Regions from separate parts of the Homo sapiens genome. Here all the other regions are linked to region 1. The links are chromatin loops, found by intact Hi-C in ENCODE. Cell type or tissue: endothelial cell of umbilical vein. All regions are shown on one strand. Links, peaks and the distances in the headings refer to the core of each region. The heading gives the core; the rest is flanking DNA. Region 1 overlaps ARSJ (arylsulfatase family member J). Region 2 has its middle 96 kb from the start of ARSJ. Region 3 has its middle 20 kb from the start of CAMK2D. Region 4 has its middle 36 kb from the start of ARSJ.

What was found. Peaks named below come from ENCODE experiments on the same cell type or tissue, not always from the same donor. Only the 100,000 strongest peaks of a DNase experiment are listed, where the experiment ranks them.
Region 2: a loop joins it to region 1, with 4 times the contacts of the local background. A loop is called at or near these places in 2 of 110 quality-filtered maps.
Region 3: a loop joins it to region 1, with 3.0 times the contacts of the local background. A loop is called at or near these places in 3 of 110 quality-filtered maps.
Region 4: a loop joins it to region 1, with 8 times the contacts of the local background. A loop is called at or near these places in 7 of 110 quality-filtered maps.

What each region holds. Positions count from the first base shown.
Region 1 is chr4:113,956,004-113,964,307 of GRCh38, reverse strand. The region is part of intron 1 of ARSJ (arylsulfatase family member J); the gene reads left to right. Among named protein-coding and RNA genes, the nearest start is that of ARSJ, 19 kb to the left of the region's middle. In endothelial cell of umbilical vein, for the core only: no CTCF peak of the experiment used is centred there; DNase peaks (open chromatin) are centred at 3,167, 3,387 and 4,917; H3K4me3 peaks cover 208 bases; H3K27ac peaks cover 3,952 bases.
Region 2 is chr4:113,879,390-113,887,693 of GRCh38, reverse strand. No RefSeq gene overlaps it. Among named protein-coding and RNA genes, the nearest start is that of ARSJ, 96 kb to the left of the region's middle. RefSeq lists an enhancer at 2,645-3,146. In endothelial cell of umbilical vein, for the core only: no CTCF peak of the experiment used is centred there; DNase peaks (open chromatin) are centred at 2,193 and 4,823; H3K27ac peaks cover 886 bases.
Region 3 is chr4:113,777,401-113,785,704 of GRCh38, reverse strand. No RefSeq gene overlaps it. Among named protein-coding and RNA genes, the nearest start is that of CAMK2D, 20 kb to the right of the region's middle. In endothelial cell of umbilical vein, for the core only: a CTCF peak has its summit at 4,078 (motif pointing left); a DNase peak (open chromatin) is centred at 4,044.
Region 4 is chr4:114,011,585-114,019,888 of GRCh38, reverse strand. No RefSeq gene overlaps it. Among named protein-coding and RNA genes, the nearest start is that of ARSJ, 36 kb to the right of the region's middle. In endothelial cell of umbilical vein, for the core only: no CTCF peak of the experiment used is centred there; a DNase peak (open chromatin) is centred at 4,268; H3K27ac peaks cover 2,090 bases.

The sequences.
Region 1 (8,304 bases), core at 1,941-6,940:
AGTGTGAACTTGAAGAAAACAAATGCTTATTTCAGTGTGTTGTTTAAATCAGGAAGCTATGAATTTTATCTGGTTTTCATCAGTTTCAGAGTGTGTGCATATACAGTATATCATAATTTTCTAAAGTGTTATGGCCATCTTAGCTAGATAATTCACTGTCATTATTTATCTCTAAAAGAAAAATGGGTCAATTGGATCAATAGTCTGAGATTTGCTAAAATTAAAATAATTCAATGGTTCGTTTCCAAGAATAGAGCTTTTTAGATCTGTTTTCTTTTCCACTGTGTCTCTGAATGATTCCAGATGTCAAAATAATAAAACAAAAAAAAAGCAATTTAAAATAGTGTTTTAAGATCAATGTTAATACACTGGATTATGTCATTTAATCCTCACCTCAAACCCATGATGTAGCTGAGTGTGATTATTTCTTAATTACATAAAGGAAACTCCCAAGGTTAAATGTATACCTTTAGAAATTCTAAAAGGAAGAAAACTATTCATCGGCTAATTTGTAACCCTTGTGACACTCCACTACCAGCTAATCATTCATTAAGTAATGGCCCTTGATTTAAGTGGTGTCGTTTTTATTTCCCTGAAATTCATCCATCATTCATTCATCCATTCATTCAATATTGAGAACCTACTCTTTGCCAGGTGCTGTTCTAGACACTGGGTGATTATGGTTTGGCTTTGTTCCTACCCAAATCTCATCTTGAATTGTAGTTCTCATAATCCCTAAGTGTCCTGGGAGGGACCCTGCAGCAGGTAATTGAATCATGGTGGCGTTACCCCCATGCTGCTGTTCTCATGATAGTGAGTGAGTTCTCACAAGATCTGCTGGTTTTATAAGGCGCTTTTCCCTCTTTTGCTTGGCACTTCTCCTTCCTGCCATCATGTGAAGAAGGACATGTTTGCTTCCCTTTCCCCCATGATTGTAAGTTTCCTGAGGCCTCCCCAGCCAGGTGGAACTGTGAGTCAATTAAACCTCTTTCCTTTATAAACTACCCAGTCTCAGGCAGTCCTTTATAGCAACATGAGGATGGACTAATACACTGGGAAATATATAAGTTGACAAACCTATAAAAATCCCTGTTTTCATGGTGTTCATATTCTAGTGCAAGAAGACACAAATAAGAAAACTATATAGTATGCTAGAGGGTGACATGCTCTAAGAAAGAAGATAAGGCAGGAAAGAGGATTGGGAGTCACAGAAATTGAGAGGACAATATTACAAAGGTCACGGAAGACCTTGATAAGAAGGGAGGCAAGGAAGGGATCGTTGTATGTAGCTTCTCCAGGCAGAAAGAAGAGTGAATGCATAAGTATTACAACAGGAACACCCCTGGTGTGTTCAAGTACCATTACAGGACAGCCCCACTAAGCTAGTTCAGAGACAGACCAGGAGAGATTAAGAGGAAATGGGGTCAAAGCAGTTAAAGAAGCCAGATCCTGTAGTGTAATGTAGGCACAGGCAGGGGCACTGACTTTCACTCGACTAAAATGGGATCCACTGGGAAGCTTGGAGCAGAAGGGGAACCTGATCTAACTTCATTTTTAACAGAACTGCTTTAGTGGCTGTGTTGAGGATAGATCATGCAGGTCGGATGGAGAGCAGGTGGATCTGTTAAAGAGACCATAGCATTAACCTGTGTGAGAGATCATGGGACAGAGGGAGGGGTGATGGAAAGTGATGGATTCTGAGTATATTCTGCAGATAGAGCAGACAAGATTTTTTGATGAACTACAAATGCAACAGGAAGAAAAGGAGGAGTCAAGGACAAATTCAAGTTTATTCATTCAACTATTAGAAAAAAAAAAAAAAAAGGTGCCTGCTCCAGCAGACATGTATCACAAGTTACAGGAATCTCTTTGACAATTATATTTCACATTTCAAAGCCTACCAATAAATAATAGTCTTTGTTTCTCCCTTCTTTTTCTGACTCCCTTAGGTTTTATATTTTGAAGGATTGCAGTTATAGATTTTTTTTTCTTTTATCATAGTAAGTGGTGTCAGAAGGTCTGCATCTGAGTTCTGGCTCAGCCACTCACTAATATTTCAAAAGAAAGAAAAAGCAGCACAGGTGAATGTTGGGGCAGGGTGCTACATTAGGGCAAGCATGCTTGTCTGGCCTCACGGCTGTCCCAGAGTTGAATGAACTGGGTGAATTCACCATTCTCCCTTACTTCACTACGTTGGACTTGTAGCCAAAACTCTGCATGTTATTAGTCCATCCATATGGTCAGATGGTTGATGATTAAAAGAAATCAACAGAAAGAGCCAATGTATGCACTCAACATCCCTATTTTCATCAAAATGAAAATGTTGCTACTTCAGACTATTGATTGCATCAAATATCAAGTGTTTACACACACACACACACACACACACACACACACACACACACACACAGAGAGAGAGAGAGAGACAAACACAGGCACACATACATGTTTTTCCCTTTCTCTTGGATTAATGTCAAGGCAAAAGAGTCTGAGCAGTAGTTGGTGGTCCTGCACTTACATTTTTAGAATTATAATTTTTAAGGATTTACATCTGGCAAGATTTTTGTTAAAACTTGAAGTCCACCTATTTTGCTTCTTATTTTAAAATAGCTAAAAATAGGTCATTTGCTTTAATTTATAGAACATTGTCATTTATTACAACTTTTCCACATTGGTGATCTCTTCTTTTTGTTCTCCAAAAGCAAAGTACTCACTAAACAGTTTATGGGCCAACCTGCATAAGTTGTATTACTGCTGGCTTTTGATGCAGTTTTCTGGGCCAAAGAGTTAACAGCTGTGCAGACATTGAGAAAGATTTCATTGAGAGGAATGTTTGTTTTAATGCATTCACCTTAGTTACCACACACAGTATTGAAATCAAAACGTCCAACCTCCATCTGATGTAACATGTTAGCCCAAACATTCCCTTTCTTAGATTTTAAGAACAAGCACTACAGAACATATCCTGCAAAAGAACATTTGTGATTGTTTATTTTTTAAAGAATAAGAATCTCATAATCTTTTACAAGTTCAAATCCCTTCTCTAAGCCCCTTTATTTTAAATCTTAAAGTGTAAAACTTTAGGCAACCCAGGTTATGTTGTTGGGTAAGTGCTACTTCACTTCCAACGTGCTGGATGCCTCCTCCAGGTGTGATCAGAGTGTGGGTGTCACTTCTCCATGGTGTCTGCTCAGGATCTGCACTGTAGTCTCTCTCTCCCATTACTTATTTTTCACCTAGAGGAGCTGCCCAGTTCACGTTACCTATGTTTGCCAAAGGTAAATTGGTTTATTTCTCTGTTGGACTTGAAACTTATTCTATAATTTTTCAAACTCTTTTTCAATGTGTCACTTTTCAGTCAAATGAATTTCTTGATGGAAAAGAAGTCCAGCATATAAAACAAAAGAAAGTAGATCTGCTAGTGCAGGTTCCAGCCTCAACCCCTTCCTTCTAAGGCAGGCTCGGGGCACTTCTGCCAATCTCCAGGGCTCCTGGGTCATTGTTTGAAAAACACTGCCCTATTCAATCTACTTTGAGGGAATTTTCTTAACATATCAAGAAAATAAGTTACTGACTTAATGCTACAAATAAGTAATATGTTAATAAGGCAATCATTCTCAAGAAGTACCAGCATCAAGTTATAAAATGTAAAAATAATGAATCAGCAGCAGCAATAATAAAAAGCTACAGATCTATTAAACACATCTTTTATAAGAAAATTCTTTGATTCTTTTTTTTCTACAAATTATAGCTGTCATTTTGATGAATACACCAGAATCAATTATAGCTATTAAAGTTGAGGCAGTTCACTAATAATCCTGCGGTTTTATAACACCACCATGGAGATGAAAATGAAATACTTTAACATTCAAACCAGGATACTGGAGGTACACAGAAAATAATTATAAAACAGCAAGGTTTGTGAAGTAGAGAAGCTTTTTCAGATGATCTCAAACTCTCAAATTTTTCACTTGTCATCAAATTCAATAGCCCAGTAGTGAGGAAAGCATACAAGGAAACTATTATTCAATAACTAAGCTGTAGTTAGGCATACCAGAACAGGTATAGGGAACCACACATAAAATTTATTCTCGATCAATGTGTATTTTGTAAAATGCCCACTACAACTCATTGTCAATACCTTGTTTTCTTATCGTTTTATCATTGCCTAATTGTATTTTATCCATGTCTCATTATTATTTCTCCAACTCTAAAACAGGGAAACCAGTAGGAAGCTGTCTGAATGAGAAACAAAATACTGAAAAAAAACCGTAATGATAACACTAAGAATGGAAAGAGAACAATAATTCAAGAGAGAAGCAATGATAGAAGGTACATTACTTAATACCCCAATGAACATAGTCTTGAAGACAAGAGAAACTAGAAGGCTTTCAGAAAAAAAATCTATTGGGTGGCTGATAGATCACAGTAAAATTAACTAAAATACAAGGTTGGGAATATTCTGACTTTTAGCTCTGCCATTTTGTTCCATACTTTCATTCCATTTTTCAGAAACCAAATTCCATTTGATAATATGCAACCATATAAACACATTCTGATGAAACAGTTAATCTCATGTTGATTATAGTTGCCAAATGTTCAAGAAAAAAACATGTTTAATATACACAAAGTAAAATATACTGTCTGTGAAATTTGTATTTTAATGCTACACATGATCATTGCAATCTCTGTAAATAAAAAATCATAGAACAGAGGTTCTTCTAATCAATGTTACAAATTCAGAAAAGATAAGACATGAAAACAGGGAAGTGCTGGTTCTCTCTTACCCAGCTTCTCATAACAGCTAAAAATTCTTTCTTCAGGCTGTGAAATCGTTCACAGGTTTATATATGTCCCTAAAGTTCAAATAGTGAAGTGTCTCGAGAGCTTTATTACTCTGACTCATGTTTGGCCAGATGACTCATTATTAAGGAATTGGTTTACTAAGTCAGATCTAGTGTGTGCATTTGAAACATTAAACAGAAAATTTTTGAAAGGAAATGTCATGCATATTTAGAGGTAGAGCTGTTAATGGGACAGAACACTGAACTGAGGGTAAACAGAAATTATTCCCCCCACAGTATGCTGTTGGCTTTTAAGGTTTATGTTCTGTGTGAGCCATTCAGAAAAATGTCTACCGCAACATGAAACAGATTACTTAATTTCACATTTGCCTGAAAAGAAATGTTCTCTTCAGACAGCTCTAGTTATTATTTAAATTTTATCGTGCTTTTAAATTGCTATTTTAAGAAGAAAGTCATCATTTTTATCTTCCCACCCCCATCCCGCTCCCAAAACACAAATGGTTTGATTCTGAAGAGGTTATTAAAAGGGTTGGTAGAGTAGAAATGGCAAGAGTGGGTGTAGCCTGCGTGCGGGGTTTAATCTTGCAAGAAAGGAAAGAGAAATGTGGCAATTTAAAAAATAGCGGGTTCCAAGAGAGGATATTTTCAAGATAGAGAGAGACATATGCTTGAAGGTGAAGGCTGAGGAGAAAATATAGGGAAATTAGTGGAAAGTAGAAGATTAAAGAAATGAGAGAGGTAAATTTATACCACAATCACCCTCTTCTCAGCCTATTTGAAATTTTATTTCTCTTCAAAGAGCTACATCAATGCCACATCCTTCTCCCAACCTTCCATGCCTTAAGCTCTGTTATGTATCTATTTGTATATATGTATCGGCTAAAGTCAAAACATGCAGGTTAATATCCATAGAGAAAAAAATAACCAATCTATGATGTAGGAGCCTGATCTTTATCAAAGTTAGGGGTTCAAAGACCTTCTTTGGTTATCATAGGTGTCTAGTTTGGAGAACATAGTGCAAATAGAAAAATAATTAATGGATTCTTTCATTTTTCTACAAATAGGTGAACATTAGACACCATGCTGTCTTTAGTCATAATATTGATAATGCCTTTTGTGCTGCTGGTAATGCACTTAAATTTTTTAACGTTAATTTTGCTTCTATACCTCTGTCCTTAATTCGACTGAATTTTCATTGTACATTTTATGTACAGCAACATTTAATAAGGAGGCTGATTTTTTCATCTCCTTTTTGCCAGACTGCCTAAATCAGTTCATGTTGCGTCAGGCAAGAGAACTGGTGTTCAGCTTGCTTTTCCATGGTTTGTTTGGAAGGAGAGAGTAAGAGGAAATAGAGGCTCCAGGCAGTGGCAACAGCTGGAAGGCATCTCTAATTAGATTCCAAGCAAACTTGGGCTCCATTTATAACTTTCCATATGCTGGCTTACAGTTTCTTTTAAAAGGCTCCCAAAACAACATGCAAATTTAAAAAGATTTGCTGCACTTGTTTATGTCACTCAATATGAAGTTGTTTTTCTTGAGCACCTTAGCATAGAACGTAGACTAGTAATCACTCAGTCCTAACTTTGAAGATGTTATCCAGACAAGATGGTCTCAGAAGGTGTGTGTGCTTGACTGATTTTTTGTTTGTTGATAAAAATTTTTAGACTGCTGTTACATCATAACAATTAAGAGATGTTTTAAGCCTTGTAGATGAAATTCTGTCTCACTTTTAAGTTTGTTCCTACATAAGCAATTTGGAGTCTTTTTTGCAAGTTAATGTTACTTTTTTTAAAGAAGCACAAAGGAAGAAAATCATTGTGTTCAATACACAAATCAGTCACCGTGAACTATGAAAGTAAATGTTGTGCATTTGTGATTTTGGTTTTGTGCTCAACAGTAGAGAGAGAGCTCAGAGTTGATGGGTTTTGTTTTTTAATGTTCTATCCTGGAAAGTTTGATTTAAGATTTTCCCACTCAATGTAACAAAAGACCACATTTGTTTCAGAAAAAACGACTTTAAAGACTTATTTCCATTTTTAAATAAAAGGTTCTCTACTTATTTTTATATTTTTTCCCAATACAATGTATTGCTTATTAGCTTTGCAAGCATAAAGAGTTTCTTTCTATTTTTTTCTCAGGAGAGGTCTCTGAAATTAAGTTTTTTAAAAGAAGAAGAAATCCCTAACATATAAGGATGCTAATAGAGATATTTAAATAAAATGGTGGAAATACTTTTTGGAGAGCTAAAACTAAAAGAACTGTCACCATCCTAAGACATCGGACATCACATTGAAGCCTTTATTCCTATTAGCTTACTATATAATGAATCTTCCTCAAGGCCTTCCTCCCCAAACCTGCCCTTGCTTGAAAACGTTTTATATTATGAACTGCCTACAATTATTAACGGCATTGATTATTCTAAAGTAAAATACACCCTCTAATTTAGGACAATATACATAATTCTATAGGTCCATCTTGCTGCTACAGCTGCAACAGCCTATAAAATACTGCATTGCCACCAGTCTCTTCCCACATTAAGCCACCGGAATTGTCTTTCTAAACTGCACATTCCATGGTGCTATTGCCTGCCTGAAAAGCATAGGCTGTTGGCACCCTGGAGCCTGCAAAGTCACTACATCTCGTCGTGTCATCAAAGACCCCTCTCAAACCGGCCCCTGCAGTCTTTCAGACTCCTTTCTCACCACTCGTTCAAGTACCCTGTGATCTACTTGCAGTGACCATGTCACCATTGCATGAACTTAATCTCTTTCTCATACTTTTATGCCATTGCGTGAGCTGCTCCTTTCCAAATGCATTTTACCCATTTCTCATCCTGTGAAGATACAATTTATCCTTCAGAACTCTAATTTAATTTTACTTCCTTTGCTTATTCCTGCAGACAAGTTTCTCCTTCTTAATTCAAACATTTTATTCATTGCTTTCTTCTCCATTGCACTTTGAGCTCTTCAAAAAGATAGGCTTTGTCTTCTAAAATTTAAATTTCCCCAAGTATTTGGCATTATATGATACATAGTAAATGGCCAGTAAAGATTTATTAAGTGAATGTGTGGTCCCACCGATTTCTAGTTTATTTAAAACATTTCTTCCCATTTTTGCTTTTAATGTCGTAGAACCCCTTCTCCTAGTCTTCCTGTTAAGTGATTAACAATTAACTCTTTATGTTCTAGGGGAATATATTAAATATTCCCTATAAGGAGAGGTGGCGTGGCTCTTTATTATTATGGGTTTAAATCCTAATCTATTTTATTCCAAGCACATGTTTCATAAAGTAGGCTTTATCTAGCTTGCTTTCGCTTTCAAAATCACTACAAACTCTTTGAAACCAGCCTAGGCAACATGACAAAACCCTGTCTCTACAAAAACTAGCCAGGCATGGTGGTGCATGTCTTTAGTCCCAGCTACTCGGGAGGCTGAGGTGGAAGGATCACTTGAGGCAAGGAGGTTGAGGTTTACAAATTAACCAAATAACAGTTTT
Region 2 (8,304 bases), core at 1,963-6,962, 77 kb after region 1:
TTCTTATACTAATATATAGAAAGACTGGATTACAATACTTTGCATAGCTACCCAAAATTTATATTATTATTATACTAAACTGGTTAAGAAACAGAGACACTAGAAATGAAAATTTAAAAAGATTTTTCCCTCTAAGTTCAAAGTAGTGTAGAATAGGATACATCTCAGAAGCATAAAATTGAATTCATAAAGGAAATTAACACCCCAGAATCTCTCAGTTTGAATGGCTCTCTTCACAACTCATTCAGAACAATTGTGCAACTAGAATAATGATCTTACCCATTGATAGGATTTGGCTGTGTTCCCACCCAAATCTCACCTTGAATTGTAATAATTCTCATGGGTCAAGGTCAGGGCCAGGTGGAGATAATTGAATCATGAGGGCAGTTTCCTCCATACTGTTCTCGTGGTAGTGAATAAGTCTCACGAGATTTGACGGTTTTATAATGGAGAGTTTACCTGCACAAGCTCCCTTGCCTGCTGCCATGTAAGTTGTATCTTGTTTTCCTTTTGCCATAATTGTGAGGCTTCCTCAGCCATGTGGAACTGTGAGTCAATTAAATCTCCTTCCTTCATAAATTACCCAGTCTTGGGTATGTCTTTATTAGCAGAATGAGAACAGACTAATACACCTATATTTAACTGCACAAGCCTTACCTTTATGGTTCATTTCTGATATTATTTATATTTTTATACTATTTCCAACAACCAGTTTTCCATATTTTAAAACTTAAATTGTCATTACAAACGTTAGTTTTAATATGGTACAGATAATTCAATGATGTTACTTATATGCTAATATTTATGCGAATGACAATTTTTGTTCTTTGATGATAAGTTATGTTACTATAGCACTGTTGTAGAATACTGGTAGAAAACTTTCTTATTGTCCCAGAATTAATGCCTAGAATCCACAGTCTAAAGCCAAATAATGCAAATGCATTTTCTTATTTTCCCAGAATTGATGAAAGAATCCACAGTGTAATGTCAAGTAATGCCAAATTCTAAAGTCAGAAAACTACCGGCTGTGGGCTCAATCACATTCAAGAGAGGCTTGCTAAGGGGCACTATTTCAGCACAGTTGGAGCTCTTCATCATTCCAACCCTTTACTTCCTGACTTCCTCTGGACTGTATAAAATGAAGGCAGGCTAGAAGTCGTTATTGACGGGAATGAGAATTTGTGGAGCAGCTTCTCTTACTCCTCCCATTGGTGAGAAGCATCCAGTATATTCTCTGTCATCCTACAAGATGGAGGTTGCTAAAACCATTACCCCTTTCACTAAGTTGTGACTGCTGATCATCCCTTGTGTGAAATTTCCTAACTACTGAGCCAGCAGGATATCGGGTGCCCTAGACTTACAGCTGCTGATGAGAGAAAAGAAAGTCAAGAAAGATGTCGAGGAGAGAAAACAGCAAGGAGAAGGTGGGGAGGTAACCTGTATGCCTGTTCTGTTGTATGGCAAGGATACAGATATTTCTGACAATCACCTTAGGTGCTGGTTAGAAATTAATTTATCAGGCCAGGCACGGTGGCACACGCCTGTAATCCCAGCACTTTTGCGGGGGCCGAGGCGAGTGGATCATGAGGTCAGGAGTTCAAGACCAGCCTGGCCAAGATGGTGAAACCTCGTCTCTACTAAAAATACAAAAAAAATTAGCTGGGCCTGGTGGCAGGCACCTGTAATCCCAGTTACTCAGGAGGCTGAGGCAGAGAATTGCTTGAACCTGGGAAGTGGAGGTTGCAGTGAGCCGAAATCACACCACTGCCACTGCACTACAGCCTGGGTGACAGAGCGAGACTCCGTCTAAAAAAAAAAAAAAAAAAAAAGAAATTAGTTTGTCAATAAGATAAATTAATTCACTTCAAGAGAGCTACTAGAAGAGAAAATTCTCAACACGAAGTAATAGAATGCCCCTCCCACAGCAGAAATGAGCAGGTTAAGTGGTTAAGCCTCAGCTGACTCTCCCAAGCTAGGGAACTATAAAGGGTAAGGCTTCCTTAGAACCCTTCACAGAACCAACAAACATCTACCCTTTAGAAAACCAGCAGTTGAATGCCTACCATAGAAGTGTGGCTGCAAAAAACAGAAAAGGATAAGTAATCTACCTCATGGTGGGTTTGCTTAAGTAATGGAAGAGCGATTTCAACGAACAAAATAAACATCAGCTAATCAACTATGGGCAGTTGCATATGGAAACGGCTTTTTGACCCTTCTTCCTTCCCCCCACTCCCAGCACCAGAGAACTAAGTCCTGGAAAAGGAACAAGGTTGTGAGAAATTGTTTTCTCTACCTCCACCATAAGCAGAAGTTCCAAGCCACTGGGCCCTGAGGAAAGGAGAATTTAATTTGATTTGATTTCTGCTAACTTTGTTTATGACTTATTTCTTCATGTTTTTAATGGTATTTTGTTGTGAGATGATACTCACTGGAACTCTAAAAATTGCCTGGAAATTGTTTAAGTTCTTTCCCCCATAGCAGATTTGTCTCCTTTTGCCAAGCTCATGGGGCCATCACCAATCCAGAATCACTTTAACTTAATTATTGACTTGGGTTTTGAAGTCACATGGCAATGTGATTCTTGCCTCATACCTATGTATGTAAGGGCTTCTGGTTAGGAGTTTAAAGGATTTTCATTGTTCTTGTATTTGTTTTTAATTTTACATTCTGTTCTACCCAAAGCCAAGATGTTTTAATATGTACCTGGGATTTGTTTTAATCAGGTATGATAAAATGACAGACATGGAGATAACTGCCTTGAAAGAAGAGTTTATTGCTCACAGTCCCCCAGAGGATAGGGCATGCCACACCATGCAAAGCCACTTGGGGAAGCACCAGGGTCAATTAGGGGACAGAAGGGACAAAGGGAAACATGGACAAAAGCCGTGATTGTGTTCTTTCTTTCTTTCTTTGTTTTCAGGAACAAAGGGAGTAGGCAAGCTGAGCAAGTACAAGATTGAAATTGTTTTTAAAATTTCAGCAGGCCTTGGGCTATAGTGGTGGTCTCTAGTTACCTAGTACCTGGTTGGTGATTTAGAGCAGGGAGAATATTGGTATGGTGTGTGAGAGTTAATAAAGGAGGTGGCTGAAGGTAGAGACAGGATTGTTTGGCTTGCATATGAAAGGTATGCTCATAGGCAAGTTGTTCGCTATCTCTAGCAATTAGCTATCCTTGGAAGGGACAGTCTCTCCAAGATCAGCAAGACCCCAAGATGTCAAAGCATGATAAAATATAAAAATGCATAATTAATATTGCAAGAAGACAGACAAGTATTAACATTTCCTCCGCAAGGGTGTTTTCCCTCAAGTTCAGTCACTGAGGGTGTTGCTGTCTGGGAAGAGCAGTCTCAGATTTTTGAGGTTATCTCCGATCCAGCCTTCTATGAAACTCAAGTTCATACTATTAGTACTTTCTTTCCAGCCTCCATGCATGCAGGCAACATTATAATTCAGGCTCAAGGTTACCAACTACTGGCAGATGCTGTTCAGGTAAACAGCAAACACTGACTTCAACCTCATCTATTTTGGATTTGTGTTTTCTTATCAGTTCTGCCCTCTGATGGTTTTTCTTAATTTATCATCTTTACCATGACTTTTCAAAAGATTTTCACTTTTAATCTATTACTGCAGAGATTCCATGCTGGGATGGGTTTACCTACTCAGCTAGTCAACCATTTTCCTAAAATAAAAGTCTTACATTTACATGTTTAATGTCTCTTTGCTTGTTGAAAAATCATTCTCAATGAACTCTATTAAAACCAAGAAAAACAATCCTAAAATAGTATCTAATGAAATGTCAATCTTGGATTTTCTAGCTTTCAGACAGTTCTCTACATTTTGAACAATTGCCATTAAAGTAAAAATTACTTAAGATTTTTTACCATATACTTTGTAATTTTTATGTTTTCTAAGAAATTTTAAACCTTTCCTGTTATAATCTGAAATCTAATTTTAAAATGTGAGAATGTCAGTCTTCCCTTTTCACGATTTAAACTATTTTTGTGAGGATGTGAATATTTCTTAATGTACAGACGTTATTTTCTAGTTCACTGATTTAGAGGATAGAAGCCATTGACCCTATCTTCAGAATATGCAATATCCTCTAAATGGACAGTGGAAAAACATTTTAAAGGCCAACCAAAGAAGACTTAACTATGCATTAGACAAGAGCATAAATGTGTAGTCCATAAATTGTATCAGAAAATAAAATTTGAATTGGATAGAATGTTACAATTAAAATATATTAATTTCGTATCACTTTGCTTTCATTTTTGAGATCTGATACGCAAAAAGAAACAAAATAATTAGATAATTCAATAATCCTAAACCAGCCATTGGTATGTAGACTTTTTTTTTTTTAAGACAAAGTCTCACTTTGTCACCCATGCAGGGTGGTACAATCACGGGTCACTGCAAGCCTCGACCTTCTAAGCTCAAGCAATCCTCCCACCTCAGCATCCTGAGTACCTGGGACCACAGACACACACCACCATGCCCAGCTAATTTTTAAAATATTTTTTGTAGAGACAAGGTCTCTCTATGTTCCCCACACTGGTCTCAAACTCCTGGGCTCAAGCAGTTCTCCCACCTTGGCCTCCCAAAGTGCTAGAATCACAGGTGTGAGCCACTGCACCCAGCTGACATCTACTTTTGATTATTCAGCAGAACAGTTTGAGTTTAACTTATTGTTTCATTTTAATTTTAGTTAAACTGGAAGTTCATGAGTCATCTTAGCATGTTTTATGTCACCAAATAAACTTGGGAATTTAAATAACTACCATCAATTCATCATATTTCCATTTTCTTAGGAATCAAGCCAGGTTTGAGACCTAGCTGGTAATCAGGAAGCTTGGGAAATGCCTGCTTAACAAAAGAGATATGGACAAACATGTTTTGTATATAATGACTACACCAAAGTCATTTGCCAGTTAAGTTATCTGCCTTGTGAGAATTATTCTCGTCTGTTTATATGAAGATAAACAGAGAAAAGAGGAAGAGTTCAGAATAAACAAATACTTCTTTAATGAGTGTTGGTTCAATCTCAATACCAATCAAAAAGAAACACAATTTGAAATAAGATATTTTTCAATTATCAGCAGTAATGAAAATGGTATCATAATAACCTTATACAAGGGGGGAGTGAAATAGATGTTTCATGAACTGTTGGTTTACATATAAATTACTACCAGTCACAGGAGGACAAATTGGCATTACATAGCATCAAAAATCTTTTAAAAAAAGTATATACTTTAGCCAACTAAACTTTCAGAACTTTTCTCTTTAAAAAAGTGCAAAGATGTAGGTATATAAGTGTTTATCACAATTTTACTTATAATTGTGAAAATTTTGACAAGAATGAGGGCCTTTACTAAAGACATGGGCTAAAGAATTTGCATAGTTCTGCTCCTTTAAGGAAGAATGCACCTTCAAGCCACCTCAAACCAAAACCTTTCCTTACTAAGGACTCCCAGTAGCCTACCTACACTGTGGTTGAGTTTTCTGACTTTACTAAACATTGATTTCTATGGTTCAGCACCTCAAAATTGACTTAAAATGTATTATTAACTTGTATAACATTTATTCCTAAGTTTTATTCTAATTTCATTATTCTTATATTTTGGATTTTCTGCCTCACTCTTATTTTTCTTTAACTTAAATGGTGACTCCTACATTTTTAATAAAAACAATTTTACTTTATTTGTACATTCTTAGAAACTACTTTTAGTCTTAATAATCTCATTCATAACTTTGCTTTTTAGATCTAGCTTTTTATATTGCACATATTTTCAAACTTTATTGTTTTAAACTTAGTTGCTTTTTCCATATTTTAAAATTAATATTTTATTTTTAGAATAAATTTTACCTTAAAATTATATTTTGTTTCTGTTTTTTGTTTGTTTAGACTCATCTCTTTAAATGTCTGTTTTCAATTTATTATTTTTAATTTCTGTTTGGTTTTATTATTATTTTTTGACAGTTTCTTGCTCTGTTGCCCTTGACTTCTCAAACTCAAGTGATCCTCCTACCTCAGCCTCCCAAAAGTAACTACACCCAGCTAATTTTTTTTTTCTTTTTTGTTTTTTGTAGAGACCGGGATCTCACTATGTTTCCTAGGCTGGTCTTGAGCTTCTGGCCTCAAGCTATCTTCCCACTGTGGCCTCTCATAGTGCTGGGATTATAGTCATGAGCCACTGTGTCCAGACGATTATTTTTAGTTTGCTCTTCTGTTGAACAACCTGCTTCCATGACTCATATTCAAGACAAGAATCCTGGTCCAGCCCTGCTCACCAATGATTTCTACACCCATCTGAATGAAGAGGTTGGTTAGCTTTCTGTTCTTCTTAAACTCAATTTTCACAAGAAGTCAATTCTCCTTTTCAGTCCATTGAAACTTAACTGTGAGTTAACTTGAAATCTAACTGGCAACATGTTATAATTGCAATCTGCTTCTTAACAAAGGTACACTTTAAAGATGCATAATTGAGGACTGCCTAAAAGATATGCAATCCTTCCAAGTCTCTCTAGGAGCTTCAATGTGAGTGCATGGGTTAAGCCAGATTATCAAAAAGCTTGTACATGAGTACATAGTTTTCTGGCCCCATATAGATTAATTATATAAAATTACGTTTTGGTGTTCATTTATTGGTCTAATTTAAAGAATCATATAAGAAATTGCCCTATGAAAAGTACCTATATATTTACTGTGGAGAAATTACCGGTAACATAGTTTCTCTGGAGCAACTGCTTTGTTTTGATTTTGTGCTTATTGACATGATCAACTTTATTTTATTGACCCTCTGAGTTGTATAACCCATTTTTTTTCCTTTTTCATTGGCTGTTAAAGCACGTTGAGTTGAAATCGTGGCCTGTATCCAATAAGTACACAGTATCTCTTGGCAAGCAATTTACTACTCACTTCTAGGTTTATTTTATTTTTCTTATTTCAAGATATTTCCCTGAGTTATTTTCCTAGTTATATATTTTTAATTTGTCTGGGCACATTATATGCATTGTTACACTACACCTTAAAGAATTTTGAAACAAATACTCTGAAAGAGAAACAAAGGTCAACATTATAACCCCATTTTATGCTTAAGAAAAACAGGACAGTGTGATAATAATAGGCAGCCAGTCAGCAGTGAAACTAAAATTGGAACATCCATCTTTGAGTTACAAAATGACTTAAAACTCAAGAATCCAAAGCCATTAGACTGTATTGCTGTGTTATTATTGCCAGACTCCTATCAACACTGGAGACCAACCAACAGTCAGAAATAATCAAATACATTGTGCTCAATTCTCTACTTTATTTTGAATAATATTAAAGTTCCAGAAATGTATCAGCCCAGGCAAAGCCAGTGAGTATGAGTAACTGAAAGCATCATCTCCCACCTCTTCACCATATGCTCAGAAAAATCTTAGACAAGTTCAACTGGATATTTTGTGAACCACCCATCCAGAAACACTGTAGCCTTTAGGAGGTGGGGTTTTGTGGCAACTTTAAGGTACACAAATTTAGTCAAGTATATGTAGATGAGCATAACACAAAGATACATTTTACCATGAAGATCCATTATTGCTATTAATATTTAATGTTAAAATATTTAAAGAATATTGATAAAATATTTCAAATTGTGTATACAGTTATTCTGATGGACCCTATTTCTTTTCTTTTCTTTTCTTTCTTTTTTTTTTTTTTGAGACGGGGTCTCACTCTGTCGCCCAGGCTGGAGTGCAGTGGCACAATCTCCACTCACTGCAACCTCCACCTCCCAGGTTCAAGCGATTCTCCTGCCTCAGCCTCCCGAGTAGCTGGGATCACAGGCACGTGCCACAATGCCCGGCTAATTTTTTGTATTTTTAGTAGAGATGGGGTTTCACCATGTTGGCCAGCCTAGTCTCGAACTCCTGACCTCAGGTGATCCGCCTGTCTCAGCCTCCCAGAGTGCTGAGATTACAGGCATGAGCCACTGCGCCTGGCCTGACAGGCGCTATTTATAAGCCACAAATTTTAAAACTCAACCTCGCTCTATAGAACTTTATATTTGGAGCTCAATATTGAATTAATATCACCCAGAGATTTTTCTAAAGCCCTTCATGCTTTGTTTTGCTTTGTGATTATTAAGTAATTCTTCTCATTGTAGAAAATTGAAGAAGTAAAAAGTATTCAAAAAGAACATGAAAATCAAAACATTCTTCATATAAATGTTTAATGCCAACATTTATTAGGCGTTTACTTCGTGTGAGCACAAATCTAGGCATCTTATACATATTTTCTCTGCCTCCCAACAGCCCTACAAAGTA
Region 3 (8,304 bases), core at 2,150-7,149, 180 kb after region 1:
TTTAAATAATTTAAATGCAAAATAGAATTTCTAATTTCATTACCTATGCCAAAATTTCTGTGACATTTCATGACACTGTCACTCTAGCATTCTTTCTGTCTCAGTGAAATTGGTGTTTGAGGATTCTTTGCATATTCCTAGCTGAGTTTACTGTCAACCAGAGTCTAATTTGCATATTTCTCTTACAAACTCAAAATAAGTTTTGATCATATTTGAATCATGTAAGCCATTTTCCCCCTTTGAATCATTTTACTTTACAGAAAGTTTCTTGTCTTAAAACAGTTACAGTAATAAATAATAAACATCACAGTAAAATTAACACCTTCATTTTTTCTATTTTTGTCATTGCAGTATTTAACCTTTAGTTTGATTAATTAAAATTCTATCTCTTAGAAGAACATAAGCATAATCAAGAGAAAACCTACAAAATCAGGATTATGTATGTGCAGCTCCTGGCACAATGCTTACCCTTAAGTAAATGTTCAACAGCTAGTAATAATAGTAACACAACTTAAGCAGACTTCTAATTCGTTTACTCCTCAAAGACTATTGAAGAGTAGGTCCTGAGTTTGTCATCCAGTTTGTGGATATGATCCACTTTCTGGCACAGATACAAAGTAAACCACAGTTCTTGGGTCAAGAAGCTTAGTGTATAGTGAGAGAGACAGAAGGTTTGTGCAAAGTGCTATTTGTGCACTTTGTGTGTTGGGTAATAGAGGAAATGACTAACTATGGGATGTTGAAGCCAGAAAATAGTTCACAAAGCAAGGGACTTTTGAGCTTTAGAGATTCTGTGGGAGTTTTTCCAATAAATATAATTACTTAGTAGAGAGGGCTTTTGGGGGAATTAAAGATAACTGAATTATTGCTCTTTTGCCAGCAACATTGGGCACAAGATTTTCTGATATCCCAGGAATGAGACCCACCTCCTCCCTATCACCCCATCTTCAGCTGAAGGCAATAACAGCCACCCCATGACCTCCAAACTCAGTGCTCTGTGGCTTCTGAAATGAATTTCATCATGCTTCCAATACCAGTCCAATACCAGCTCCCTTGTATCACCCTCAGAAATCCAAGCTTCCCAGTTCACCTAATTTCACAGGTATTTATCACCACCCTGCTTTCAGCGTCACCAATCTGATCACATCTCCCACATTCTTGGTCATCCAAGTCCTTCCACCAAAGCTTGTTTCCAGTTATCAGAAAATTCCTCTACTTCCTTAATCTTTTTATTGAACATTTCCTTCAGATTCTTGTTGAAATTAACCTGACTCCAGCAAACCCTGCTTTCCCTAGAGCCCTTCAAGTGGAAAATGTCTTTATTTTTTCTTCTTTTTCCCCCCTGAGATGGAGTTTCACTCTGTTGCCCAGGCTGGAATGCAGTGGAGCCATCTCAGCTCACTGCAACCTCCGCCTCCTGGGTTAAAGCGATTCTCCTGCCTCAGCCTCCCGAGTAGCTGGGAATTACAGGTGCATGTCACCATGCCTGGCTAATTTTTTGTATTTTTAGTAGAGACGGGGTTTCACCATGTTGGCCAGGCTGGTCTCGAACTCCTGACCTCGTGATCCACCCACCTCGGCCTCCCAAAGTGCTGGGATTACAGGCGTGAGCCACCACACCCAGCCTATTATTTTCCTCTTATATGCTACATACTACATACGCTTAGAGCTTGAGGTAGCGTCCTCTCTGCTCCCTGTTGCTACTTCCAAACTGTCACTCCTATTTCACACTTCAAAACTCTGTCTTTTGAAACACACGTTATCATTCTTTGCCACTATGGATTCCCTTCTTGTTAAGCAACGTAGGGACCTCTGAGTCACTGCTCTTCACTCATTTATATATTTTCTGTCATCATGGCTATCTACTTCAAAATCCAATTAGATGACCCAACACCTTGACCTCAATCCCTTTGTTTCCTTACCTCTAATAATCTTGTCCTCTATCACTCTTCCGTGACCCACTCATGTGTCATATCTAGACATTGTCATCACCCTGTACCATCTTTGAATTTCTCTTTTAAACATCTCATTCTGTCATTTCCTATTCTTCTAGCCTACTTACTCTAGTACTCTACTCATGCAATTCACCAGTTCATTACTAGCACTAATTCATTAACCCCATAACTTTCCTTTATTCATCTTACCTCGTGTCCTCACGTCACTTGTACAGCTTGTTTTTCATGTTTCCATCATATAACTACTTTTTTTTTGAGAGAGAGAGAGAGAGACTGAGTCACATTCTATCACCCAGGCTGGAATGCAGAGGCATAAGCATAGCTCACTGTAACCTCACCTTTCTGGACTCAAGCATTCCTCCCCCCTCAGCCTCCTGAATATTTTAGACTACAGGTGCTCACCACCACACCCAGCTAATTTTCTTATTTTTCTGGAGATGGGGGTCTCACTGTGTTGCCTAGGCAGGTCTTCAACTCCTGGGCTGAAGCAATACTCCTGCCTAGGCCTCCCAAAGTGTTGGGATTACAATTATGAGCCATTGTGCCCAGCTTTACTTTCTAACAAATGTCCTTAATGCCCCTTTTTCTTTCTCCCTCAATTATTCTTCCCTGGCAAAACCTAAACACTGGTCAAATCCAACTAACTGTTAATATGTTCCTACATTCAAGTGGTTGAACACTACTGGAGAATGTTACATAATTACGCTTATTGGAATCAGCGTGAACAACATCTTGCTGAAGACAATGGCTAATTCTATGCTTTCATCTGTCACTTCCTGCTCGTTAAAAGATTTTTTTTCTCTAGGTATGTTACCTATTATTGTGTGTTTCAGCTTGAGTGTGCTTGCATTTAAAACCACCATAAGTGCATTTTTATATACAATTCTCTCAAGATAACATTCCATAAGCCAATGACTTGACCTCTACCTCCTTTTCAGCTCTTCAGGGAGTAACAAAAATACAGGATTTCCTTATGACTAGCTATAGCAAAAAATTGTTACAGAACACATATTTAGTGCATCGTGCGTTTGCTTTCTGTTGTGTTTTGCTTTATTTCCCCATGTATATAGCCTTTAAGAATCTATGACCTAGATAAGCCTTTAAATACCTAGTCATTTAACATTGTAATCCATTAACCATTTTATCTTTCCCTTGTCCCCCATACAAGATTTTGGACCACATGTAATTTCCATCTTCCAACTATCAGATATTGTTCAATGGCATTTAACTTCTTACTCTCAGATGTTGTTAAATGCACTGACTCAGTTCTTCCAAAGCCTATAAAGAATGCATCCTCACCAGGTACCTTTGCTTTGTCCTACATCTCAAACTCAATAAGCTCCAAATCTTTAGTCTCTACAGACTGCATCTGCTTTAGAAAAACTGCACTGTGTCTGCCACAGCCCTCATTGAATGTTTTTGGGTTTTTTTTTTTTTTTAGGGGGAGGAATGAGGGTCTATGAAGGGAAGATGTGATGTTTCCTTATTTGTAAAATAATAAGAATATAATAAATATCATGAGGTTTTTCTGATGTTTCAATGAGTTAATGCATGTAAATGTCAGCAGAGTCCTGGCATGTAGTAAGCATCTAATAAATGTCACTTTTACAATAATTATTAATACTTAGCCCAGTCTCTCTACCCTTGGCTTCACATTACTAATATTTACCAATTAACTCAAGGAAAAAATAATTTTTTTTGGTTGGTTCTCTTTGCCTCTTTGTCATCTTTTCTCTTATCTCCAGAGAGTCTTTTCTAGTCATCTGTTGGCCTCTCTTCTGAGTAGGTATTCTAAGAGCCTCTCCCTCGTGTTCATTCTAGTACTTCACCCTAATTATATTGTCTTCCACTTTCACTAAGGTGCTTTGGGAAATTTATCAAGTAATAATTGTAAAATAACCACCCTAATGCTACAGTTGTTTAGAAGTAAACATTCCAATAAACATAAACATTAAAATTAATTTTAACTACAACATTTGTTCTTTATATAATATCCATGGAGTCAAAGTGTCTATTTCTTTTCAAAATTTACCAGAAGCCCTTAATGAAATGTCCATCAGTATTTCTAGATTACTAACGGTGATCACAAATTTCAAGCCCTCTAGTGGTCAACATTATCTTGCTCATTCTCTAAGACTGACAGTATTCTTCAAATACATTGAAAAATTAGTATAACTTACAAAAACATTTCCACCAAGAGAGGATTAGATATTATCCATGTCCCCTTCTCAGTGTACTACAGCTCAAGCCAAATTATTCATTACAACAAAAAAGTTGTTGGATATCAATGTTAATTAAATTTTAATATTTATTTTTATTGGGAATAAGAAAAAAATCCCAAAACCAAGATAAATTATCAGTTCTTCCTGACTTGAAAGTGAGTAAAATATTTTAGAAATACAATAAATTTAGTTTTTTGGCTTCAGAACCAGAGGTGGCCACTTACTATTTATATGTTACTTAGAGGAACTAATAAATATTTCTAAGCACCAGTTTCTAACAGTTTTTAAAAACTCTAGGCTATAATATTTACCTGATAGAAATTATAGGAAGGAAACAAGATTAAAATACAGATTTTGACTAATTTACTACATAGAACAGAATAGGTGCTCATCAAATCCATAAAATAATCATGGTGTCATTACTTTTGAGTAATAAAGGAAAATTAAGAGATTTCTCTAATGTCCTACAAAATTCATATTCTTACTGGAATTACCTGATTAAATCTAACATCAAATGCATTTTGTGTGCATTTAAATAACAATTATTCCAAGTTATATATGACTTAATAAGATAGTTACCCCTTTTGCAAAACTCTATGATTTAAGTTTTTAATTTAACTCACAGTGTGCTATTTTTTAAACTGCAGAAACACGTCTTTTTCTTCCATTTCAAGAACTAAAAACAAAATTAGTTTTATTCAAAAAAATGGCCAGCTATAAATAACTGCAGTGATTCTGTGTAGTTAATGTAAGGCTATTACAAATATTTAGGATTAAAAAGAAAAAATAGAGACATGAAAATAGTAATGCATGGAAATGGTATCTGACTTTTTAATCTCTAAAAAACTAAATTAGTTTTTGATGAAATTATGTGATAATTATATTTTATTTGTAAAATATCCTTGCTGCATTGTGTGATTGAGTACACATATAATACTATGAAAATAAAACATATTATTCTTCTCTTATTTTTTTGATGAAAGAAAATGTATAGACTGAATTTCACTCATATAGACCAGGTAATAATTTATCCTATTTTACTGTAAAGTCACCAAGTCAAGCTTTAATGAATTTTATATGTAGGGACATATGTCTATTTCCTTGACCTAATTTCTCTGCCAAATTTAGATCTAGAAATGTGTAAACATGGTGTAGCGGTTTTTTTCTACAAGCCACGTAGATTCTTAATTGGAAAGGATCCCTGTTCCGAAAGACAGATAAAAGAAAAACAACACAAAAATTAATATGTATATTTCACGTATACATAGGAGACACCCAGGGAATGAGTAATTCTCAAAGGAGTGGCTTTGAATCCCAGCTTACATAGCATCTTCAACAAAGAACAGTATACTTTTTAGAGAAATAAGACAAAGGAAAAAGACTTTGAGTCGCTATAGTCAGCAACTTGGGGAAAGGCAAATAAATGATGGATAAAGGCTAGTCAGTAAAGGTTACTAATGTAGATCCCTTGGGTATTTCAGATGATAAGTGTCCAAACCTTTTGTATTTATAAATCTATATACCGCTTTTAAGCAAATAAAAACTAAAAATAAAAAAAGGGAGGACAGAAAGCTTTCCTGCATTTGCTTCTTCTTAATTGTCTTCAGCAAAATGTGAAAAATCCACACTTTGGGGCTGCATATTCTGGTCTCCTACAGTAAATCCATAGGGTTCAATCTATAATAAAAAGGAAGTAAGTATGCCAGATGAAATAAGGAATGCCAAGTTAAATTTGGATTTCAGACAGTGAATAATTATTTAACATCCATATGTCCCATGCAATAATTTTAAGTATATTGTATCTCAAATATTACATGGGCATATACTAAATAATTTATTGTTTATCTGAAATTCAGATTTAATGGGGTGCCCTGTATTTTTATTTGCTAAATTTGGTAACCTCAAAAGAAAGATTAAAATTATTCTGGGGAAAACATACAAAACAAATATTTCAACAATCATACCTTATATTTTAATTGAAAAATAAATGGATCTCCAGTCCCCTAGAAATGCAAAGCCAACCTATAAATAATTTTAAACACACGGAGGAAAAAAACCTAGAAACTAGCTCTTGCTCCAAATCTAGATCATTTTTATCATTTCTACTTGTTGTATTTCTCATTCTAATATAAACATAAATAATCAACTCTTAGGAAATTTGTGTGGTTGGTGGGCAGTCTGAAATATAAAAATTAGAACTGGGTGCAATGGCTCATGCCTGTAATCCCAGCACACTGGGAGACCAAGGCGGGAGAATTGCTTGAGCCCAAGAGTTTGAGACCAGCCTGGACAACATGGTAAAATCTCTCTCTACAAAAAAGTGCAAAACTTAGCCAAGTGTGTGGCATGTGCCTATAGTCCCAGCAGCTTGGGAGGCTGAAGCGAGAGGACCACTTGAGTCCAGGAGGTCAAGTCTATAGTGAACCATGATTGTGCCACTGCACTCCAGTCTGGGCACCAGTGAGACCCTGTCTCAATAAAAAAAAAGAAAAGAGAAAAGAAAAGAGGTTTTGTGAAGAACTACTGCATCTACCAAATTCTAATTGACAACTTCTTTTTTAAAAACATATCCTTACCTTCTGAATCACTGCTAATTAAGCCAGGACTGGGTAGCACATTCAATCAAAATCTCTTTTCTGGCGATTTGCAATTTATTCATTTTATTCATATTCATTTTCTTTGGGTGATTGGATCTGAAACATGCAAACCCATTTGATGGCGCCTCCACTTGACCATATGCTGCCTTTTGGAAACTGGAAGAGATACCCTTTCTAGGACAACTCAGCCCTCAGGGTTCACTGCATGGCTAGCAGAACTAGGACTGTATTTTAACTCCCTCAGCTGAATATCCTTGTGCAGTGAGCAACCCCTATACCCTTATGGGGTATCGTTGGACTTTTACACAACGTAAAATAAACAGTACGGCACAGAAAGAAGTACAAATGAGAGATGGAGTCAGAATACTGCTAACTTTTTGATGTTTTTCCATTTATAAATTCTAAATCTCTTTGAGACAAGGATTATTCCTGTCATTGCATTCTGTAAAATATTCTTGAATAGTTATAATAAATTCTTCCACTTCTTTCTGCCACTTGAAATCAAAGAATTGTATTAGTTACATAAATACCGGCTTTAAAGTAATGTCTAGGAATCACTGGCAGATTCTGATAAGATTCTGGCAATAACCTATATTGAATTGATGTTTGAATACATCAAAGTGCCTTCCTTTTACTTCTAGATTGATCTCTTGAAATCCCTTTTAGATTCTGGGTCTCTTAAGTTTCAGAGACTGATAAATCCTTCTTGAATATAGAGAACAAAAAGGATTGTCTTCAACTGCATCCAGAATGAGTTTAATTTTCATTCACTTCCTATGTATAATGGCTTCCTCAGGCTGGACAATAAGCCATGTTGTTTGACATAAAATGCCTTTTTTTTCCCCCTCTTTGGAACAATTCATAAACATAAAATTGGAGGGATGGTACTAAAAGAAGGAATCAGAAACTTATATACAAACACATATTAATGACATAAACAAAAATGGAAACAGAGAGATAAACAAGAACCAAAGTGGAACCACTGAATACTTTATTACAATAAAACCTCTGAGCAGTAGCTTATAGTTTACCAAAGTTTTTTTTTTTTCTGTTTTATTTTACTATGATGGTTGTGGGGGAAAGCCTTGTTTTCTTACACACTGTGACATCTTGGGCATTCACAGAACCATTTTCATATATTTACTTAGTTTCCTTCTAGCTGGAGGAATAGGTAGTCAGCACTTTATTATTGTGCATGAGAGGCAAACTCAAGCATGTAGTTCATTATAAACATCTTTTGTAATCATGTGTTTACAAGCATCAATTTCACATAATACCTTCCAGAAGAAGTCCCTGCCATTGTTTGCAGAGTAGTAAGATATTTTCCTTCTTATAGTTACAATCCCAGTTTGGATCTAAATAAATACTTCGCTGACATAGAAGTTACCATTTCATGAATCTGAGATAAGAAATTTAGAGCAGGTAAAAGTATCAATATTTTCTTGCTTTATACTTAATTTTATTCTACATCAACAAAAATCCCTAAAGAGTAAACTTCCTAACTTCATTGTATTAATTTTTAATTTTTTT
Region 4 (8,304 bases), core at 1,949-6,948, 56 kb before region 1:
CACAAACTTTGAGAAGGTTAGTTTCAATACAAAAACCTATATGCTGACCTTTTAAAAATTTTATGTTGGTCAGAACATAGGAAGTTGGGAATAAATTCTTAAATATTGTGCAATCAACCTATTGGTAACACATTCTCATGATTTCTGCCAGTTGGCACAAGCATAGGAACTTTACTCGCAAAGTATAAGTTTAATAAACTTATTATTTTTTAAAATGAAGTGGTTGGAATTTGAAAGAACAATTAGTATATAAACTTTTACTAAGTAGAAGTAACTGGGCTGATCCTGAGTATAAAACAAGGCCTAAAAAAAAGGCTGTGCCTTTCCAAAGTTTACAAGATACTTTTAAAAAAATACTTAAACACAAAATATACCAACTCAAGAAACTAGTCACCAAATCCTATGATTATGAGAAACAGGATATTCAATGGATGAACAAACATTCTCTCACAGTCTTTAATGACTCTTAAGACATGTTTTCTCTAAGAGGTTATCTTACATATGTAAAATAACCTTCACCTGCAAGGCCAATTGTTTTTTCATAAATCTTTAAAAGGACTGCATCCTGAGCTTGTCAGATTTTTGGGACTCTAAAAAAAATTATTGGCTCAAAACTATGAAAATAAAATTATAAATTAAAATTATTAACTGATTAATAAAGTGTTTTCAAAATAGTATATTATACCAACTATTCAACTACATTGAAACACAGTTTATCCAATTACATATAAATGATGTTGAATGTGGGATGTGGGACCATCTTAATATATTTGACATAACACAGTCAAACCTCTAAGACAGTCTAGATTCCATGAAGGCTTTTGAATGGTCATGTTCCAACCAAAGCAGTCACATGACACTGCTAAGCATTTTGAGGAAACAACATTTTTAAACAAGAAATCAATTTTTAGTTCTATCAAATGATATTGTTAAACATTTCAGGTAAACAACACTCAAACCAGAAATTAATCTTTAGTTCGGTCTAGTACTTACATAATTAGATAGCAGAATCAAAAACATATGAATAATTCTACAAAACTCAAAGGAAATAGAATGTCTTTACTAAAATAAAAAAAAGAAAGAATACAAAAGATATAATAGTCCTCTGATCTGAACTATGTAGTAAAATTTTAGTAAAGGTAACACCCAAATCACTGCAGTGACATTCTAATTGTTCCTTTTTCAATCATTTCCTCCACTACTGCTAACTTTGTTGGCAGATGAATTTTCTCTCTGAAAAAATTGTCATTCTTGCTTCCAAGTCTCAGTTCATGTTTCCCTCACAGGTAAACTCTTTGCCTTTCTCTTCCCAGATCCAAATCTACCTATCTCTTCAAACCTTGCATTGAGAGAAAAACATTTTATGTGAATTAACAAAGATGTGATGTCTTATTGTTACTGGTCATGAAAGACAAATCTATTTCTTTACATTTTTTTCTTCAAATTTAAGAAGAATTTTAACTGCCTTAGTCTTTTTATCTGTTTCTTTATATCCACAGAATGGGAGCTAAATGGGGAGAACTGCAATATCACCTCAGACACCATGGCCCAGAACCATCTGTGCTCATGCAAGACCCATAATTGTGTGCTCCCCATTGCCTATCCCTATCCCATGAATCCAAGAGGGCTGCCTCAACAGTAACCTGGAGTTGGGCTATACACACTGTTACTGGTGAATGATCCTCCTTTGCTGGGCTCTGATCTCTCCTGCCCGGGTTCTGCCTTGGTTCTTGATCAGGGGTTCTGGGACATTCTCACTAAGTTCTGGATTCGTTCCCTCTATGGCCTATGCTTCAACACTACTGACAATTTGGTTATTGCTCTCTTTATGGTTCTGATCTTCACTTTTTATGCTTTCCCGCTTTAATGCCTTCTCCATCACTCTGAATTGCTCATTCATGGCCTCATTCACCATTTTCCTTTCTTCTTATATTATTTTTTAACTCTCAACTTCTGAACTCTTCTCTAATCTTACTTAACCAATCTTGTTCTCCTGGTTGAAGTTATACATCCTACATTATAACATTTATTATTGTTTTTAAAACAATTTTATTTTTCCACAGGTTTATTAAGGTATAATTGACAAAAATTATATATATTTACAGTGTACAGCTTGATGTTTTGATAAGTGTATACATTGTGAGACATCGTGGTCATTGTATACATTGCGACACACTATATACCTTGTGAAACATGCTAATTGATTTTTTAAATAATGGTTATCCTGAGTAACAATATTTTGATAGATTTTTTCCATATGATTTACTCTAATCTGGCAGCACTTTACAAAGCAGTTTATCATTTTTTCCTCATTACTATAAGAAAAGTGAGACTCAGCAAACTTAGATCTTGGTCTCTCTGACTTCAAGTCTACTTTCTGGCCATTACAATAGTAGCTCCCAAATTAGAGAGATTCCAAAAATAAGATTCCCAGGACATATCTTGGAACTTCTGATTCTAAAGTTTGCAGGGGCCACTCCAAGTGATTCTAACAGTGATGCAGGTTTGGGGACCGATGTACTGCACATATTGCCACTACCCTACTGTAACCTCCAGTATGATGCAACCCACCTTTGAAATTAAACCAGAATCATTTTTAAAACCACAGTGTGTTCTTACAGATTCATGAGACATATTTTGTTCATAGGCGTTTCACATACTAGTCTGCTCATATGAAGAATATATTATATAATGTAGATTATTTGCTAGACTCATTCTTTCTCCTGCTCTGTCTTCTTACCCAGACCCATTTGAATGGCAGTTAGTTAACACCAGCAGTTCAGTTGAAGTCTTGGAATGAGAATTTTTCTCTGTAGGCCTCGCAGGCCTACATAAGGAACAAAACCCTGTCCATGAGGTCATAATCATATAGCCATCTCTAAGTTGCATTGTGTATTGGGAAGAAATAAGAATGAAATACCAGCCTGGTCTTCTAAAATAATTAGCACTGAAAAGTGTATGCAATTGTATTGCTTATATAACGAGATCAAATTTTAACCTAAGTATTCTAAATAAATATTTCTCTTGGAATATAGCCATGAATATTTTTCATGACTTGAGGATATACTTTATTATATTGCTATACTCCAACAAAAATGAGACAAAATTCCATTATTTCCTCTCAGACCTTCTAGGTTTGCAACCTAAAGCCACATATTTTAAAAATGCAAAATGAGATACATAGAATACTTATATATATATATATTTTTTCTTTTGCTGCTTGTGCTTTCCACATCAAATGTATATCAAAACACTCAAGAGCTTTAGAACAGTGAGGAAATCTTCAGACTGATGGATTTACAAAATAAGAACAAAGCATCTAGACCACTATTTACCAAACATGGTAGTGACCATAATTTTTCCACATTTATACAGGCAAGGAAATGAGGTATGGAGATATCCAGCAATCTTCTAAATCAATTAAGGATTCACCACAAGATACAGAGAGAAAATCCAGGATTTATGACTGAAGACTGTTTATTGGACTCAGTAGTACCTCATGATGCTGTCATTAATGTTTCTACAATGCTTTCTCATGGATACAGAATCCTCTTAGTCAACACTATCAATTGTGTTTGTCCTGTAAGTCAATAAAATAATTTTAAAAGATTTTTTTTAAGAGATGGGGTTTCGCCATATTGCCTAGGCTGGTCTCAAGAAATCTGCCTGCCTTGGCCTCCCAGTGCTGGGACTAAAGGCGTGAGCCACCATGACTGGCCCAAAAACTGATCTTTTTTTTTTTTTTTTTTTTTTTTTTAATTGAGACGGAGTCTTGCTCTGTCGCCCAGGTTGGAGTGCAGTGGCGCAATCGCGGCTCACTGCAAGCTCCGCCTGCCGGGTTCACGCCATTCTCCTGCCTCAGCCTCTCGGAGTAGCTGGGACTACAGGCGCCCGCCACGACGCCCGGCTAATTTTTTGTATTTTTAGTAGAGACAGGGTTTCACCGTGGTCTCGATCTCCTGACCTCGTGATCTGCCCGCCTTGGCCTCCCATAGTGCTGGGAAAACTGATCTTTTAAGCCCAATATAAAGAAGGCCAAAGGAGGAATGTTGCCTCTGCCTGGCTGTCTCATCTGTGGTAGAGCTAAAAGTAAACAGATCAGGGCCTTGGTTGGTGAAGACTCCACTTTAAAAGTTTCAGTTGAATATAGTTGATTTTGGAATAAGTCCAAAGAAGGAAGAAGGTTCTACTTCTGAGATGGAAGCCCATGAAGGCATTATGCCAGGAAAGATTTTAAAAGCCAGGAAATGAATCAGGATGGTTGTGAATGGAGAAAGTCAAACACATCAATAAATCAGGAGGGCCAGGCAGATGAGAAACCAAAAAACGTAGCCAGCTTTGGCAAATGCTCATTACAAATGAGATTCCAGCCAGATGAGCTGGTGGTTTATTCATTCACTCCATTGTTCTTTTTATCTATGACATAATGGTTCAGTGTAATTTCCATAAAGCAAGACATATCTATTCACTTTAGGTTGTTGTGTTCATTAAATGGAGAAATCATGTTTTCTAAATTCTGACCTATTGTTTGGTATTGCACCTTTCGTGAACTCCAAAAATAATCTAAGAGGAAGATCTTAAGCTTTAGTATAAGTGGCATCTTTTTTCAAGGATGAAAATTTAACATGTAAGCTAGTGTTAAATTCCTGACAAATATTCATCAACAAATGTACTTTCTACTGTACTCAAGACAAGATGGTGTTAGGAGCTAGAGACTGAGCATATTGCTAAATGGCCATGGCCTTGAGATTTAGTAATGTGAATTTAAGGGGAACAAGAAGTTCTCCAGTTCTCTACTCAAATTATTATTGCTCAGAGCAAGCTATTAGATATAAATCTGAGAAACAAAAGAAAGACCAATTAGATAATCTATTTATGCCTTGGAGAACTAAGCAAAATGAGAATGCTTCTAATTTGTTTTGCTTGAATAAACTCCAATCAAAAGATTGCCCTTTTGCATGATAACCATAATAACATAGTAGACAGTTTTATAAATCTCACATTTATAATTTGAAGTTTTGACAAGGCATTTCTAAGTGGCATTTCAGGATTCTTATCAATTATTTTATTGACTGTAAAATTACATTTAGTGACTTGCTTAAGCTTTCTCTGCAAATCAGGATTTAGAATCAAATCCTTGCTTTACTTAATAATACTATTTCTGAACACCATAAAATTTTTCCAATTACAAAAAGCACTATTTTATCTGTTATATGGTACAGCTATGGGCTGTAGTAAAAGCTACAGACTTTTTACCACTTTTCTTGGTCCTGAAGGAAAGGAGACAGAAGATGTCCATGTCTGCTTCATAAAGCATTAGAAAAGGTGATCTTACAGATGGAAAAACATTCCATTGAGATAACTGTAAAATTCAAATCTAATTAAACCCTGGCATTGGGAGGTCTATTATTGCTTCTTCTTATTTAATGTATAATCATTGATAAAGCAATACCTCTAAAATGGGCCTTTGAAAACTAAACTTTTTTTTTTGTTTACTTTTTTTGTAACAAAAAGGTGGGGAAATTTGAAAAGTTCGCTTCTTTGTATGTTTATGTGTATGTTTTGAGTGTGTTTAATTTCCTGCTTGTTTAGCTTTCTTTTATAATTTAATTTTGCTGCTTATGATAATACTGAGTAATATAAAGTACTTAGAAAAGACATATAGATATTTTTAAATTATATACGTAGTCATTAAATCCTCACAACAACCCTATGAGATAATAAATTATTGTCGTTATTTTGTGAATTGAGAAACTGAAGCACAAATATATGTAAATAACTTGTCCTGAACATTCTTATTTTATATTTCAACAGTATCACTGAAATTTGCTGTTCAAATATCACAAACTATTCCTTGAAGGATTTTCATGTAATATAAAAATAACAGGCTGGGGAAATTCGCTTTCCAATTATTGATTTTTAAGTTAAAACATAATTCCTGAATTAATTTATTTGTCTTTCTTGAAGTTAGACAGCCAATGTGTATTTGAGTCTAGGATGGAATTCAAGCTAGGCATTTTTATAGAAATTAACATATGCAAATATGTCATTATTTTAAAAAATTTCCCTGCTATATATAAATAGAAAAGATTTTTGAATGAAGTAAACAGATACATTAACTGTCTTTCTTTTTCTTTCCCTCTAGATATTGATTTTTCTTTTTTCTAAACATAAGTACTTTTTAAAATTATATTTGTTTATAATCATTGATTTTACTTCTGTATTAAATCCAAAGCTGGGGGAGGGGCATGGTGGCAAGATAGCCAAATAGGAACAGCTCCCGTCTGCAGGTCTGCAGCTCCCAGTGAGACCAATGCAGAAGGTGGGTGATGTCTGCATTTCCAACTGAGGTACCCAGTTCATCTCATTGGGACTGGTTAGACAGTGGGTTCAGCCCACAGAGGATGAGCTGAAGCAGGGTGGGGCATCATCTTACCTGGGAAGTGCAAGCAGTCAGGGGAACTCCCTCCTTTAGCCAGGGGAAGCCTTGAGCAACTGTGTCTTGAGGGACTTTGCACTCTGGCCCAGATACTGTGCTTTTCCCACAGTCTTCGCAAACCACAGACCAGGAGATTCCCTCTGGTGCCTACACCACCAGGGCCCCGGGTTTCAAGCACAAAACTGGGCAGCCATTTGGGCAGACAACAAGCTAGCTGCAGCAGTTTTTTTTTTCGTACCCCGATGGTGCCTGGAATGCCAGTGAGACAGAACTGTTCACTCCCTTGGAAAGGGGGCTGAAGCCAGGGAGCTGAGTGGTCTTGCTCAGAGGTTCCCATCCCCACGGAGCCCAGCAAGCTAAAATCCACTGGTGTGAAATTCTCACTGCCAACACAGCAGTCTGAAGTCGACCTGGGATGGGATGCTTGAGCTTGGTGCGGGGAGGGGCATCTGCCATTATTGAAGCTTGAGTAGGTGGCTTTCCTCTCACAGTGTAAACAAAGCCTCAGGGAAGTTCAAACTGGGTGCTGAACCCACTGCGGGCTCGGCAAAGCCGCGGTAACCAGACTGCCTCTCTAGATTCCTCTCCGGGCAGGGCATTTCTGAAAGAAAGGCAGCAGCCCCAGTCAGAGGCTTATAGATCAAACTCCCATCTCCCTGGGACAGAACACTGTGGGGAAGGGACAGGTGTTGGCACAGCTTCATGAGACTTAAAGGTTCCTGCCTGCAGGCTCTGAAGAGAGCAGAGGATCTCCCAGCACAGCGCTTGAGCTCTGCTAAGGGACAGACTGCCTCCTCAACTGGGTCCCTGACCCCCATGCCTCCTGACTGGGAGACACCTCCCAGCAGGGTTCCACAGACACCTCATACAGGAGAGCTCTGGCTAGCATCTGGTGGGTGCCCCTCTGGGACGAAGCTTCCAGTGGAAGGAGCAGGCAGCAATCTTTGCTGTTCTGCAGCCTCGACTGGTGATACTCAGGCAAACAGGGTCTGGAGTGAACCACCAGCAAACTCCAGCAGACCTGCCAAAGAGGGGCCTGACTGTTAGAAGGAAAACCAACAAACAGAAAGCAATAGCATCAACATCAACAAAAAGGACACCCAGGCAAAAACCCCATCTGAAGGTCACCAACACCAAAGATCCAGATAATCTACCAGGATAAATCCAGGAAAATGAGGAAAAACCAATGCAAAAATGCTGAAAATTCCAAAAACCAGAATGCCTTTTCTCTAAAGGATCACCACTCCTCACCAGCAAGGGAACAAAACTGGACAGAGAATGAGTTTGACGAATGGACAGAACTAGGCTTCAAAAGGTCGGTAATAACAAACTCCTCTAAACTAAAGGAGCATGTTCTAACCCAATTCCATGGAAGCTAAGAACCTTGATGGAAGGTTACAGGAACTGCTAACTCAAATAAAGAGTTTAGAGAATAATGTAAATGATCTGATGGAGCTGAAAAACACAGCATGAGAACTTTGGAAAGCATACACAAGTATCAATAGCCAAATTGATCAAGCATATCAGAGGAAGAAAGGATATCAGAGATAGAAGATCAACTTAATGAAATAAAGTGTGAAGACAGTTAGAGAAAGAAGAATTAAAGGGAATGAACAAAGCCTCCAAGAAATATGGGACTATGTGAAAAGACCAAATCTATGTTTGATTGGTGTACCTGAAAGTGATGGGGAGAATGGAACCAAGCTGGAAAACAAACTTAAGGATGTTATGCAGGAGAAATTCCCCAACCTAGCAAGACAGGACAACATTCAAATTCAGGAAATACGGAGAACCCCACAAAGATACTCCTCGAGAAGAGCAACCCCAAGACACACCATTGTCAGATTCACCAAGGGTGAAATGAA